Linked DNA regions of Homo sapiens: region 2 is linked to region 1. The links are chromatin contacts, found by Hi-C in ENCODE. All regions are on one chromosome and are shown on one strand. The core of a region is the stretch at or near the end of the contact, and the rest is flanking DNA. Distances in the headings are between cores, read along the strand shown.

Region 1 (3,179 bases), core at 266-2,765:
GCCTGCGTTAGTGAGACCTGGTCTGCCACAGGGGTGCAGTTATTACAAGAGGTTGAAATATCCTAAGTCCATCAAACATTGCCTGTGGATCCAAAAAATAATCTATATACTACTATTTCTCCTATATATATCAATTCAATTCAACGATGAGTTATTTGTGTAAGGCATTGTTCTAGGTGCTGGGGATACTCCAGGATACAAAACAAACAAAAATCCCCGTCTTCATGGAAATACAAATTTTCATTAAAAGTGTACTGAAATTATATTTTTTGTCATCATGCATTTTATCAATTAAATGAAACTAAACATATAACTTATCAAGCGACAGCTCAGGAATAATTTTGCTATTTAAAATAGCAAGGGATTTTCTATTTATTTGCCATAAAAATGTCCATTTTGTTATAATGGATATATCTGGAAACCACTGATACTATTTAACTCTGAGGAATTTAGTTATCACAAGAACATGATCCATGAGGGAGGAGTTTATTTGCAGTGAAGTCCAACCTGTTAATGACAATATTTGGATCATAAAGGAAGTATTGGGCAATCTCCTGGGGTAATCCCACTCATCCATCCCACAGCTCAGTGCCAATTATAATGACTACCTAAGTAAATTAGGATTGCAATTTTATTGACAATTCTGATGAGGAATCTCAGGAGCACGATTTTCGGCAGAGACGCAGATTACTTCATCTCTTGTTTACCTTTTGACTCTGGGACTCTCTGAGGTTCCTTCTAAAGCTGTTACAGAAGAGGGAACTGTTTGTCCAATCAGGGAGCAAAGTCACATTTGACCTCGAATTTCAGCCCTTAGGATCCTCAGGGAATAAACACTCATGCACTTAGTGCTAGTCAAAGACTGCATGATTATTTAACTAAAAAAATTCACATTCCAAGAAGTTAACTGTCAGTAAGATAGGTTTTGGTCTTTCTCATCACATCTTTCCCTTCACAGGCCACCAGTGCCAGTTCGAATTCCCGTCCCCAGCGGCAACCCTTCCGGGTCCAGGCACAGGTACGCGGTGAGAAATATTATTCTCTCTAATAGCAAACGAGGAAAACGAAGGGGGAAGGAGATGGGCCTGGGATACAAAGTTCTGGCACTGCTCTTCGCACCTCACCTCGCTGTTTCTTCCCTCCTAGTCTTCAAGTCCCTTGTCTCCCCGGTCTCACTGCCGCTCTTCCCTCGCTCCCTTCCCGCCGCCTCACTCAAAAGCTACGAACCAGTCGCGGCCGTCAGACTACATTGCCCACAATGCCACGCGCTGGCCAGTCTCGCGTGGGGTTTTCCCTCAGCTGCTGTTATAATTAATGTTAATCAAACCCACATTTCTAGGAAGGAGCCGAGTTATTATCTGCCTCTCCGATAGGATGCCTCTTTGTCTTCACCTGCCATTCCCGCTGTTTCGTGAAGAATCCTCTGTAAAGGGAAATTTGTTCAGGCGACTGCTGTGGCCACCCTCTGCCTCCTCCGGCCTCTGCCCCTGGGAGGTCCCCGGGGGCCTGGGAGTGTCATTGGCGTATGACCGCAACCCTTGCCGCTGCCGCTGACATCGCTACCATGGTCTCCGGCAGCAGCGGCCTCGCCGCCGCCCGTCTCCTGTCGCGCAGCTTCCTCCGTGAGTCCAGCCAGTACTGTCTTCCTGGCGCCCGCGGGTTATTGGCCCCGCCGGACCCAACCTCCTGGCCCAGGCCGCGGCTGGGCCCTCAGGGCTGGACCTCGGCGGGGGCCTGGGAGCCGCTTGGGATTCCGGCTTCGAGTCGGGGACCCCTACGGTGGAAGGAGCTTTGCTGGATACGTGGGGCGGGGGGCATGACTTAGGCCGCTGGCAGATGGAGATATTGGGTGGCTGAGCCAGGATTCGGGTCCGGGAGCCCTGCAAATTTGGGAGCTTGCTCTCGGCCCCGCGGTGACAAATGACAGGATGGGGGTGGCGTCTAGACTGGCCTTATTTGGAGTTGGGGATGAAGAGGTCCAAGGTGAACTTGGTGGGGAAGGTAAGGGTCTGGGTTGAGAGGTAGAGGAAGAGTGTCTCAGTAGGAAGTTGGGGGATGAGGCTGTCCCTAGTACGGAAAGGTCCTGCACTTCGAATTCCCCCTCTGCAGGATTGTATGTCAGGGAAAGATGGTTTCTGCACACGGAGTGGGGTCGGCATAGCCGCATAGACTACTAGAAGCTTATGGTTGGCTGGGACCTAAACCAGCTTATTTGCAGTGTCTCCACCAGGCGATTTGTGGACACATCCGTTCCCGAAAACTTAGTACCCAAGGTTGCTAGTCTTTGAGACACGCTGACTATGGAAAATTCTTGCCATATTCAAAGTCTCTGTGCTTGTCAGGTAGGTTATAGTAGAAAGAAACTTTGGAATCAGCCACATCAGGGTTTGAAGTCTGGCTAGTCCCTTTTCAGTCTGTGTAATAACCCTGGACACTTAATCTGTTTTTCAGTGTTTCCAATCACATGAAAATATTAACACATTTTAAGGGGCCTGAAGCACCATCACTTGTAAGGTGGACCATTATTTTGTTTACCACTAACAATGAAGAACGATTGCTTATTAAAACTGTGACACACCAGTGGTTGTCACATGTATCCTGGTTTTTTAAAAAGTGAAAAAAAATGTGCATTTTAGCAATGATGATGTACAGGATGATCTGGGTTCACTGCAGAATAAGTGGAGCAATTTATATAAAGCATCTCGTATGTAACAAACACTCAAAGTTAGTTTTCTTTTTCCGCTTTGCTCTTAATTCTGCTTGTACTGAATATTTTATGAGACTTAATTCCTTTCTTGAGAAGATTACATTCTGAAAGTGTACATTGATGAGTGTGCACTCAATAGCTAACACTTAGTTGCCAATCACTTGAGGACAAAGGTCTGGCTAGATAACGTTAGCAAGTATGAAATGGTTTGTTTGGTAAAGCTTTCTGGAGATTCTTGAGAGTGTTGTAGGCAGAAGGACAAAAAGAATTCATTATACCCAGTAATCACTCAGGTCAATAAAGTTTGAGCACCAAGAATGAAGTATATTGGATATGGTTTTAAACCAGCTTAATTTGAATAGATAGTGGGTTAGAATGTAGAAGATCAGATGTGCAGCACAGCCACTGTGGTGGGAAACCCTAGGAAGAAGTTGCCCACCTGTGTCTTTCGCTTCTGTGGTCTTGCTAGTCT
Region 2 (2,981 bases), core at 367-2,866, 280 kb before region 1:
ACATGGTGCTTTCTATGAAAAAATTATGAGTTGTCCCTATAATTACTTTGCTTTTCAACCTCCACACCTTCCCTCTTCCTTTGCCTCTGTGTAGATGAGGCTCCATCTAGCCCTTTCTGCTTTGGGTCTGTCCCTAACTGTCCATCTCTGGGTTTCTTCTATGAGTATTTTTCTTTTTGTGTTCTATCTCTACCTCTAGCTGTCTCATTTAACTGGTGCATAACATAGAAACAATTTTTACTAGTGGGGGACAAAAGACTAGGGGGGAATGCACTTTTCAATAAGTTAATGCATTTATTGAACAGCTTTTTCTCCCCCTAGTCTTCATTTAGAAATCCAATAAATCTATTAGGATCTTAGAAATTCTGGTTAATGTAGACTTTAAACCACCACACTTAATGGGTTTACTTAGTTAAATAAATATTCATATTAGAAGTATAAGAGTAATTACCAAAAAATAAAAATAGAATTTCAAATCAGTAGAGGGGAAAATAAAGAGTGTGGATGATGCAACTGAAGAAGAAAGGAAGGAGAGGAGAAATAAAGGATATAAAGAAAGGAAGAAGGAAGAAGAAAGAAGAAAAAAGGAAGCAAAGAAAAAGCTGGCAGAAAAATATGCCCAAAATAAAGATGACCAATGTAAGTCCAAACAGATCAGAGTTTCTTAACTTTACTAATATTGACATTTTGGATGCTGTAGTTATTTGTTGTGGAGGGTTGTTCTGAGCACTGTAGGATGTGTAGTAGCATCTCTGGTCTCTACCCACCAGACGCCAGTAGCACCACCCCAGTTGTGGCAAACAAAAATGTCTCTAGACATTGTCAAATGGAAATCTTCCTCAGTCAAGAAGAACTTAAATAAATCAATAGCCATAATAAATATAATCAAATTAAAATTTGTCTGTTAAAAGAAAGACTTTCATGTTCCTCAAAACAACAACAAAATCCTACTAAGATACACCAAAAACATAATGATGACACACAAAAAATGGAAAGTAAAGAGTGCAGAAATATATAGAGTGGGAGTACTAAGAGAGGCTTGCTGTAATAATATTAATATTAGAAGATGTATTTTGAGGTTTTAGGTCAGGATGGCTGACTAGATGCAGGTATTGCGTGCTGCCTCCATGGAGAAGAGCCAGAATAGTAAGCAGATACTCACAGTTCAAACAGGTAATCTAGGAGAGAATGCTTGGATTCATTAGAGAAGAGACATGAAGTACCAGAAGTAAGTAAGGAGAGGGTTCAAGTTAGCTTGCGCAGCCAGGAACTGACTGGGCTGGGAGATGGTCCTGGATGCAGGGAAACAGTAAGAGGGAAATCCCTGGAGCTCCAAAACAGGGTTTTAAGATCTTGGCTACAGGAGAAACCCTTGACCCACTAGGGCCTTGTGCCTGACATATGGAACTGCCTAAAGATTGTACAGAGACATTTCTCTAGAAAGGGAACCCACACACAATCCCACAGGAATCCGAGCCTGGTGCAGCCTCAGCTGGGTGCCATTTTGAGAACCCAGATCCTGGGGATTTACAGACACAGCTGCAGCCACTGTGCTGCTCCAGGGAGGGAGAGGGGAGAACGGGCACACTCATGCACCCCCTAGAGGGTACTTGCTGCCCTGCTATGAGCTGCTGTTGAGACTGAGATATGAGTTGACCACACTTCTCACAGCTTCCTGCTTATGCTGCTTGCCTGAATGGTGCCCCACCCTCTTTAGCCCCAGGCCCAAGGTGCCCTTTTGAGAGTTTAATGCTGGGCTGAGCTCCATGCTTTGTTTAGTTTGGGCTGATGTGGCTGTAGCCTCTGCTTGGCTAAGGAAGAACAGGGAGACCAGGTCATCCTACTCATACCTAGGACAATACTCACAGCTCTGTAGCAGGCTGCTGTGAGACAGATGTGAATGAACCACACTCCCCACAGCTTCTTGATCATGCTGCCTGCCTGGGCAGTGATCCGCCCTCCCTGTTTTCAGGCCCAAGGCACCATTTTGAGAATGTAGTGCTGAGCTGTGCCTCATCCTTGGCCTGAGTTTGGGCTGATGTGACTGCTGCTGCCACCCAGCCAAGCAGGGAAAGGGGACCAAGGCTCTCCTATATATACCTAGGACAATGTCCAATGCCTTGCTACGAGCTGCTATGAGACTGAGACTTGAGTGGACCACACTCCTCACAGCTTCTCGTCCATGCTGCTCGCCTGAGAGGGGCTCCCCACTCTCTAGGTGCAAGCCCATGGCTGACACCATTTTGAGAGGTTAGAGCCATTGTTTGGTAACCTGGCAGCGGTGGCCACAGCAAGCATTTTGGTCTTAGGTGAGATTAAAGTGCTTGTTCTGGAAGGGGAGAAGGGTCCCCACAGGCAGAATTGAGCAGTGAGTGTGGAGAGTGCCCCAGTAGTAGGTGGTGGAATTACGCTCTCTCCCATCACAAGACTGGAGTGGGAGGAGAGTTGCTGAAGCTGAGGTTTTTCCCAGAGGGCAAGACTTTCAGTCAGAGACAGCTTTGCAACCTAGAACTGGTCTGCATGGGTCATAACGGGGTGTCCCAGCCTGTTTCCTTGGTCAGTTGGGGAACAGTGCCCCACCAGCTCTGAGGCGTGGGAGGGAGGCAGACTCCACTCCCCTGGAGATCTAACCCTTGCTGCAGACTGTCCCTAAAGGAGGGGAGAGTGCAGCCCACCAAAGACCCCCTTGGATAAAAGAAAACATGGGTGCAGTGCCAGCCACTGAAGGTGGTACCACCAAAGCCTGGGAATGGACATGGAGAGGGGGTCACACTTGCTCCGCCACCCTTCTTCTCAGTGCCCTGTCATGGATTTGGAAGTGACTCTTCACTTTGGAGTCTGGGGAATGCGGGTTGAAAGAGTCTGTGTCTCAAGCTTCTCCAGCAGCTCTGCCCTACTGAGGGTGAATGTGCTCTGCAGAGGTGCTTTTTGTACTTCTCTAGTGCTTCCACCCCTGCTTGTACCCATCAGTTCTTACTCTT

The links. A loop is a pair of places that touch in the nucleus more often than their neighbours do. Pooled maps may share reads with other maps.
Region 2: a loop to region 1 is called in a pooled map, with 3 times the contacts of the local background. The contact joins the enhancer-like site here to the promoter of SUCLG1 in region 1. A Hi-C loop is called at or near these places in 4 of 50 pooled maps.

What each region holds. Positions count from the first base shown.
Region 1 is chr2:84,457,616-84,460,794 of GRCh38, reverse strand. It overlaps SUCLG1 (succinate-CoA ligase GDP/ADP-forming subunit alpha), which reads left to right and starts at 1,515. Exons shown (of 9, transcript NM_003849.4): 1 at 1,515-1,622. The coding sequence starts at 1,526. It also overlaps a transcript of DNAH6 not described here. RefSeq lists a silencer at 969-1,158 and an enhancer at 1,339-1,478.
Region 2 is chr2:84,740,271-84,743,251 of GRCh38, reverse strand. The region is part of intron 62 of DNAH6 (dynein axonemal heavy chain 6); the gene reads right to left. Among named protein-coding and RNA genes, the nearest start is that of TRABD2A, 140 kb to the left of the region's middle. RefSeq lists an enhancer at 1,690-1,739. Within about 2 kb of position 1,616, at least 2 of the 41 ENCODE cell types and tissues checked have a DNase peak (open chromatin) inside an H3K27ac peak, as active enhancers do.